2 separate regions of the Homo sapiens genome follow, and region 2 is linked to region 1. A link is a loop called in an ENCODE intact Hi-C map of the cell type or tissue named here. Cell type or tissue: Caco-2. All regions are shown on one strand. Each heading gives the region's core, and the rest is flanking DNA. Links, peaks and the distances in the headings are about the cores only.

Region 1 (4,402 bases), core at 252-4,251:
AAATGACACACATACTTGTTAATTTACTAGTTCATTTTAACCTCTCAATAATCTTTGGGTGCTGACTGAATAGGAATTACCTCTCTTTGAAGTCTCAAAAAGCTGAGGCACAAAGCAGTCAGTTATTTGGATTGCCTGCATCTAGAAACAGTCTAATGCTCCAGTTGTGCGCAGCTCCCACTACATGCCTCAGGGGGCTTCATAGAAATGCCTCTGGTTTCCTTAAACAGAGAGGTCAACAGGAAGTTCACCACATTGAGGAACGTTGGAGAATCATGCTCTGAAAAGAAGGGTACTAGGGCATTCCTGGGGTTCTTGGAAGTAGGAATGAACCCATCGTTTTGTGAGTGAATGTATGAGTACTTCATGCTCTGCACCCCCCAACCCCTTTGTATCACTCTGCTAAAATTCAAGCCTCTAGAGAAGGTCTGATTGGCTTGGGTCACATGACCAGCCACCCCTTCTTTCAGGGAAGAAGGCTGAGGACCTTTAATAAGAATCCTGTAAATAATGGGGGAGGAATAATTCCTCATAAGAAAATGAAAATGGATGTGCTATTACCAAAAAGAAGGAATGGATGCTGAGAAAAAGCAAACATTTCTCACAGTCCCTAAAGCCACTGTCTCCGAGTCTCTCAATAATGTCCTATATCCTTCCTGAAGACAGGAGGTGAAGTATATGTCTTTTCAAGGTGCTTTTCAAATTCCACTTTCCATGTGGTTGCCTTTTCATTGTATCCTTTGAGAGTGGAAACTAGTCCTCTTCTTCTGAGATGGTGGCTAACACAAGCAGGCATTTAGTAGATACTGAATGAACTTTTTAAAAGGAACCCAGAGGGGCAAGTTATGAGCATTTTCTGTGCTCTCATTTGAGTCTGGTCTGGTTGTATGTGCAAAAGTGCTCTCCTCCCTCCCTTCCCTACAGCTCTGGACGCTAACTCCCCAAGGATGCTTGTCCTGGTCTGGTGGAGACCTGCTATTGATAAAGAATAAATGAACAAAGAATAAAGAGCAAAATGGCAGGCACTATTTTGTTCCCACATTCTTCAAATGAGCTGAGAAAGCTTTGCAGCCTATCTACTCATTCATTTATTCCATAAATGTTTATTAAGAACCTACCATGGACCAAGCACTGGGGATGTGACAGTGAACAAGGCAGACCAAGTCCCTGCCCTCATATACCTCACAGCCCTTATAACATCTTGGAATGACAGGCCAACAATAGACAAAGAAATGAGACCTTTTCAGATTGTTGTAAGCGCCACTAAGAAACTACAACAGGATAATGGCATGGAAGGTGGCTGGGATTGTCAGGGTTGTCAGGGAAGGCCTCTCTGGAGAGGTGACACTTGTGGAGGCCAGAGTGACTTGCAAAGATCTGAGGAAAAGCATCCCAGGTCAAGAGAACTCTAGGGCTCAGGCTCTGGGATAGGAATATGCTGGATATCATAGAGGGCATGAAGCGGGGTTGGGCGGGCTGGAATGGAGTGAAGGAGGGCAGGCTGGTGGGAGATGTGGCTGGAGAGGTAGTGGCGGTCAGATGATGGATGTCTGCTCCAATGAGCAGGACTGACTTGTCTGCTAGGCACAGCATGAGCAAAGGCTAGAGTCCACATTACTTTTAGGGCCCATGAAAATGTTTTAATTTCTTTAAACATCACAAGGAAAAAGATAGTATAGTAATAACAGTAAATATATACAAGTTGAATTCCTAATCCAAAAATTCAAAGTACGAAATGTTCCAAAATCTAAAACTTTTTGAGTGCCAACATGATGCTCAAAGGGATGCTGAACTGGTAAGTGTATAGTGCGAATATTCAAAAATCCAAAAATATCTGAAATCTGAAACCTTTCTGGTCCAAGCATTTTGAATAAGGGATACTCAACTTGTAATAATGAATCCTGCATGGATTATATTCATTTTTATACCAATGTAATCATAAAATAGGATTTCAATTTTTTCTTTAATGGAGGAAGTACCCATAAAGGCAAAAGAGCCTAGGGTTCACAAAAATCACAAAGCGGCCCCAGTGGTGATGATGTGCTTTCTAAGGCAACCAAGCCTGGTCTGAACTATGCACATTTTCATCCAAGTTATAGAGTTCTCAAGATGTTCAGCCACTAAGATTTTCGACTGCTAAGTTTCTTTAGCAGTTGAATATCTCGAAGCACATCTTCTGATAATACAACAGTGGCAGCCATCACAGCATCTATGTTTCATTCTAATAAAGACTTTTTAGGGACCAGGATGTTGTAGAGAAGTAGAGCAGCATGTAGCAACAAGTCCTATAAGCCTCTGCTCCTGATAAGCCCTTACTTGCTTTGATGTTGAGAAGGAACCTGGAATGCTGCCTGTGATAAGTCTGGTATGTTTGTTTTTGTTTTTAAAAGATACTGTTAGCAATGTTATCTTCAAATATAAATAGTTTATTTTGAAAACAATCCTTATTTACTCACCTGAGATGAGGTAGGCAGGGTAGGTATTATTATGATATGCATCCTACAAATGAAGAAACTGAAGTGAAAACTCACAGAGCTACCAACTGGTGGAACTGGGACCATGTCCAGATTCCCTGCCTCCAAAATGCATGCCCTTGACCTTATTGGAATTATTATTAATGGAGCTAAATGTAGTATCTGGCTTCTAGTAGATGACCAGTAAAGCTACACATAAAACTAATAGAATATGCTATTTAATTGTATCTGAGAAAATAAGTTTCAGGTTTGTGTCATTCAACAGAAATAGGAAGGAAAATGTAGTGAGATGAAAAGCATTCACTAACACTTATTGAATTGCTTTCACTGATCTGAAATTAACAAAACTTGTCAAGTCAAAAAGAATTTATGGATTAAATACTACTGTATTCCTGGCCATGTTGAGGAAAGAAACAAACTTTCTATGGAATGTGAGTTTCTTGAGGTTTGTAGAATGTGAGATTTTAGGTTTAATGTGTCTTTATATCCATAGAAACTATCATGGGGTTTGGGACATGTAGGTATGCTCCATGCATATTTGTTGAATCTATCTTCAATTAAAAACAAGCCCTTGGAACCTGGTGATAAATCTAAGTTCTAAACACTCAAAATAAAAGTTTGCAGAATACTCCCCCCATTCATTGCTTAAGTTTCTATCACCTCCCTTATGTGCTTAAGCACCTAAGTCATGAACCCAGCCCTCTGTGATTTTTCTCTTATCCAGGGAATTCCTTCATGCATCTGTGAAGAAATAGCTGTTAACGTCTAGAGAAGGGGCAGGTTTGGAGTGGACCACGACTGTGTGTAAAGGAAGAATAGAGCTGACCTCTCTACCGAATTTGGCAAATTAATCTTAATGTTTTCCTACTGTAGGTGGCCCAGCTATAAGGACATCCTAAACAAGGCCCTCTGTGATGAGGCCACCTTGGCCCAGTGATCACATTCATAAGGCAGTTTCTCAGTTTGTAAGTTAAGAAGTAATTTCGGCCGGGCATGGTGGCTCACGCCTGTAATCCCAGCACCTTGGGAGGCCGAGGTGGGCAGATCACTTAAGCTCAGGAGTTCAAGACCAGCCTCGCCAACATGGCAAAACCACGTCTCTACCAAAAATGCAAAAAATTAGTCAGGCATTGTGGGTCATGCCTGTAGTCCCAGCTACTCACCAGGCTGAGGCAGGAGAATCACTTGAACCCGGGAGGCAGAGGTTGCAGTGAGCTGAGGTCGTGCCACTGCACTTCAGCCTGGGTGACAGAGCAAGACTCCATCTCAAAAAATAAACAAACAAAAACCCCCAAAAACAAAAATAAGCAAACAAGAAAAAAGAAGTAATTTTCTCTCTGAAGATGTTCTGGGGCTTCCTGGATCGTATAGTATTGACAAATACTGAATTTGATGTTGTGTCATGGAATTTCCTGTTTTAGAAACAGAGTCTGTTTATTATTTCACTTCCGAAGATAGCACTGTTATTAGTTAATTTAGAATGTGTGTGTGGCAAAAGCCTCTCTGTTATTTTCTTAAGTTGGAAGTGATAAAAAATACTTAATTATTTATTGACAGGCATAATTTGATAATAAACTCATGCCGTGAAATCAGACTAACAAGCAGATTTTGTAGGTTCTGTTGGACTGATGTATGCAATTTATTTACCATTCCTGATGGGGCTTTTTCCACCTCCTCCTGCCCAGGAGCACTGCTGCCCCCCAGATCTGCATCCCAGGTGCCCTTGGCAGGGCTCCTGCCATCTGGGCCTCCCCAGTCCCTTTTTCTTTACACCCTACTCATCTCACACCCACCCACCTTGCCTACCCCTGCCTCTGGCTTGTCATCTCCTCTCAGGTGGTACCTGAACGTGGGTAGTGTGTATTGTACGCAGGTCCTCTTTTCAGAGCAAATTTATATGAATTTGTGTAAATAAAAAACTTTCTCCT
Region 2 (4,402 bases), core at 302-4,301, 120 kb before region 1:
TGAGGAGGCTGAATATGTTCTGAAGGAAGGGTTAAGGAAAAAGTGGAAAATGAGAAGTCATTCAAAGAAAAGGTTAGGGGTTGAATGCAGGAGAGAATGTAAATGAATTTATTTTAAAAAGTCATTCTTTAAATGCTTTGTGTTATAGCTCAAACTGCAATTAAGAAAAATCTGGTCCCACCCTTCTAATTAAAAAGCACAAGTAGTTCCTTTACTGACCACAACAAAGGGCAAATAGACTCAAACCTACTTCCTTCGCAGGAGCTTCTCTTGCTGTTTCTGAGTCGGTTGTGTGTGGCTGATAAACAGGCTTTTGGGTCTGAAGGCATTAAAGTCCAAGCAAGTTGATACATACTGGAGCAGATCAGATATGCTGTCTGAAGAGTGGGGCAGTTTTTCCACCTTTATAAAGGCTAGATTAATATTCCTACTAATTACATTCTAGGAATGGCCAATTCATTCAATTCAAATCACTTGCAAAGGCGGTGAGGGATGAGAAGGCCAGAAACTGTCCTTATCCTCTTAGGGATCTGTGGGTGAGTGCAGACTCTCCGTGCTTCTCCCATTTCGCTGCTGAGGGCTCACTTGCAGGACAACAGAGTGGGAAGGCCAGTAGCCCAAGTCCTGCTGGGCTATACCACAAAGACTGGGTAAGGGAAGTTTGTGCTTACATTATGACAGAAAACTGCTTTGTAGCTTCATCTGTAAGGAATTATGAGATGGAAATTCTTAACCTGAAAGGATTTACTTTTAATTTTAAATATCTCAGTTCCTACCTTTATATCTGAAACAATGTGTTTTTCCTTGAGTTAAAAAAAATTGTTCTTAAGAATGAGCCTTTCTCCCAATCCCCTCCCACACACAGCTTTAATTTGATTTGGACTCTCAGTCAAAAGCATCTTGTTACTTAATTCATATTTGCAAGTTCAGTAAAGTGATGGTTGTGCCTTGAAGTAACAACAGGCACGTTTGCAAGCAAAGTGTCAATAGTGACTCTGAGCTCTAAAAATCTAGAGTCGGGGACCAGAGCTGTACCCATGACTCTCCAGAACCATGGCAAGAAAGTTAGTTAATAAACACCAACTAGCTTTTTTCAACGGCAGCAATAAAATGTTCAATTGGTGAAATGTCCACAAGTTCTGCTCAAAGCATCTTGTGAACTGTTTAATTAGCAAACTCTTGCAACACTCAACAAATAGATATTGGCAAGTTAGGGAGACACAAGGTCCCTTACGTATTAACTGTGCTGATAATCTAATCTGCAGGCTTTTCAAGGGGACACATACTCCATTCTTTTTTCCTCTAAGGATTCAGATACTCAAATGACAAGCATTTTCCATTTAAAGTGTTCTAACAAGTAAATAAACCATAAGAGATGTAAAGACAACTAGTTATAATAGTGAACCAGGCTACTAATCACATGCTAGGCCCTGATCCGATTAATAATATCTCTCATGTATATAATAATGCAAGACATGTATGTATCTTCCCAAAGTAATGATCAGATTTTGTTCACATAAATATAACTAAATCCAAGAAAAAAATTCCCGTAAAAGCCAACTCTACTTTTTGCTTCATCAAACTGCAAAGTATTATCAGATACACATTTAAGGACCCTGCCCAGTATCCTAACAGCCAAAATGCTAGGAAGGTTCAATTAGCAGTGATTTTTAACTAGTCATGCTTCGTGAGAATTATTTCCTTCCTTGGCTCAGATAATCCAGGACAGGCCACACTGAGAAGTCCTAGTTAGCTGATGAAACCCAGATCACAGGTCCAATAGCAGTATGGGTCATTTCAATATATTTTGTTCCAAATTATAAACAAATTGCCAGTATTCATGCTAGAGATGTCTTCAGTAAAATGATGTGTATGAAATGTCAAAATCCTATTCTCGCTATGAATTCAGAATATGTATCCACTCTGTCAAAGGATCAGTAGTATGTTTTTGCTTATGAAAGAACACATATACACTATTCTCATAAAGATCAAAGAAATATATACCTTTTATGGCATAGAAAAATTTGAAAAGCATTACATTAAGCATCTTCTTTCTCCTTAAAAAGTATAGCTATTGTTCATTCCAATCACCATTAAATAATTGATTAAACTGCCTGTAGCTATTCTTAGTTCTACCTGAAGAAGTAAAATGCACATGGTCCTTATCTTCTTAAAGCTTATACATTAATCTGACACTGATCTTCTTAGGCTGAAATATCCAAGTCTTTCATAAATTCATTTGTAAAGCACAAAAGAAAACACATGGAAGTTATTGTTTTAGCAGAAGAGCCATGCTTTTTAATTCATCTAATGGTCTTTAGAATACTTGACATATTCTTAAAAGAAAATCTTGAAAAAAAGCCAAATACTGAAGACACCATCTGCCCCTGCCCAATTCAGAATTAGTTTTAAGTGAGAGAGAGATAGACAGAAAGGAACAAGTAGCAATCTGATTTTCAGTTTTATACAAATACACCAGGTATACACACAAAAGATTTTTAAATGCTTTAAAGAAGGATTAAGAGGCAAATCATTTACTTCAGAGTCAAAAAGCATTTAAAATTCATTTTGTAAAATACCTGAGTTTGTATCTTCCTTCAGTTTTCTTTATACATACGTGTTTCTGTAAAAATGTTGAGATGATCTTGTTTTCTATTTCCCTGCTGCAATGAAATAATGACAGCTACCTCATGACACCATCAGTCTTTGGTCAACCCCTTAACCAAGCAATAGGCAGACTGATCCTTTACACAGATGACCTATGATCTACGAATCTAGTCTCCATGAAAAAAAAAAGAGACCAACACAATGATCCTGCTCTGCAAGGAAACCCCAGAGGGGCTTTTATTCTGTGACTTTTTACAAGTGGTTCATAACCTTTGTACTCTAGACACTCATTCAAAAGATCTCACCACTCTGTAAACTAGGGGATAAGGATGCTCTAAGGCATGAACTTTCTACCCAGAGTATTGTATACATTGTGGGGGGTGGAGGGCTGGGGGGTGGTGGGCACACTGTGCTACTGGTAAAATAAACCACGAAAAAGGACATTAGCCAAGACACTTGTATTCAGGGAGCCTCGCCAACCAGGGAACTCAGTTTTGGCTTCAACCCTGTTACTCAATAACTAGGTCCCAAGGAGAGCAAGTGAGCCTCCTTAGAGTGTTGGCATTTTAAAGTTTCCTAAGAGTCCTTGGGTGCCAATAAGTGTATTTCAAGAATTAAAACAAACAGGATACAATACAATACTTATGTATTCTATTAGAATACATAATGGATACAATAGAATACTTATGTATTCTATTAGAATACATAATAGATACAATAGAATACTTATGTATTTCTAAATTGGGGTCTCAACTGTGTTTTTTCTTTTTAAAACTATAAATACAACAGGAAAAAAACATATAAAGGGGAGAAGGCTACTTACAAAAGATTACTTATGACAACATTTCTGGTTGCTTTAATTTTAATTTCCAACTGGGTTACAATTTTCACTAAGAGGTCTTCTGTCTGATTCAAAAACGACTTGATTAGAAATTCAAATTAAATTATTTGCAACAAGGCTTTTTCTTCTTTGGGGACAGGGAGATAGTAGAGAAGAAGAGGGTCACCATAGGCAAAGCTCCTAAACCAGTGTAAATAAAAATTATCGGATGAAGGCAGAAATGAAATTGAGTCCAGTTTCCCTAAACTGAATAAAATCTAAAAATCAATTCATTCTAAAATAAAAATGCAATTAAAATAAAATTCTACTCCAAAAATTAGGAAGTAAATTTGTGAAAAATAATATTTAATATTTGAGGGTTTTTTTAGGTTTTAATTTCCTCTAAATAGTGACCATAACTTTTTTTTTTTGAGATAGAGTCTCACTCTGTTGTACAGGCTGGAGTGCAGTGGCGTGATCTCAGCTCACTGCAACCTCAGTCTTCCCAGTTCAATGATTCTCCTGCCTCAGCCTCCTGAGTAATTAGGACTACAGGTGTGCACCATGCCTGGCTAATTTTTGTATTTTTAGTAGAGATGGGGTTTTACCATGTTGGCCAGGATGGTCTCGATCTCCTGACTTCGTGATCCATCTACCTTGGCCTCCCAAAGTGCTGGGATTACAGGTGTGAGCCACCCCACGCCCGGCATGACCATGAATTTTTAAAGTGATGTATTTTTACTCATCTAGTTGAGACGTATTCGGGTGTAAATCTGCCATCCTACCCAATGCATCATCAAGGAGACAGTCTGTCTTCCAACAGAGGATCCAAAACAATTGTTAATTTAATACGCTAGATATTTTCCTATGCCACAATCGGATAAGGTAAGATATACATTATTAACAGCAAGTTGATAGTTATTTTTTACATTGTTAGTTAAATGTAAACATGAAGCGTAAAAAAACATTAAAGGC

The links. Peaks named below come from ENCODE experiments on the same cell type or tissue, not always from the same donor. Only the 100,000 strongest peaks of a DNase experiment are listed, where the experiment ranks them.
Region 2: it touches region 1 in a loop (5-fold over the local background); 1 of 110 quality-filtered maps calls a loop at or near these places.

Annotation. Positions count from the first base shown.
Region 1 is chr6:105,935,091-105,939,492 of GRCh38, reverse strand. No RefSeq gene overlaps it. Among named protein-coding and RNA genes, the nearest start is that of PRDM1, 150 kb to the left of the region's middle. In Caco-2, for the core only: no CTCF peak of the experiment used is centred there; a DNase peak (open chromatin) is centred at 2,302.
Region 2 is chr6:106,052,423-106,056,824 of GRCh38, reverse strand. It overlaps a transcript of PRDM1 not described here. Among named protein-coding and RNA genes, the nearest start is that of PRDM1, 32 kb to the left of the region's middle. In Caco-2, for the core only: no CTCF peak of the experiment used is centred there; no DNase peak of the experiment used is centred there.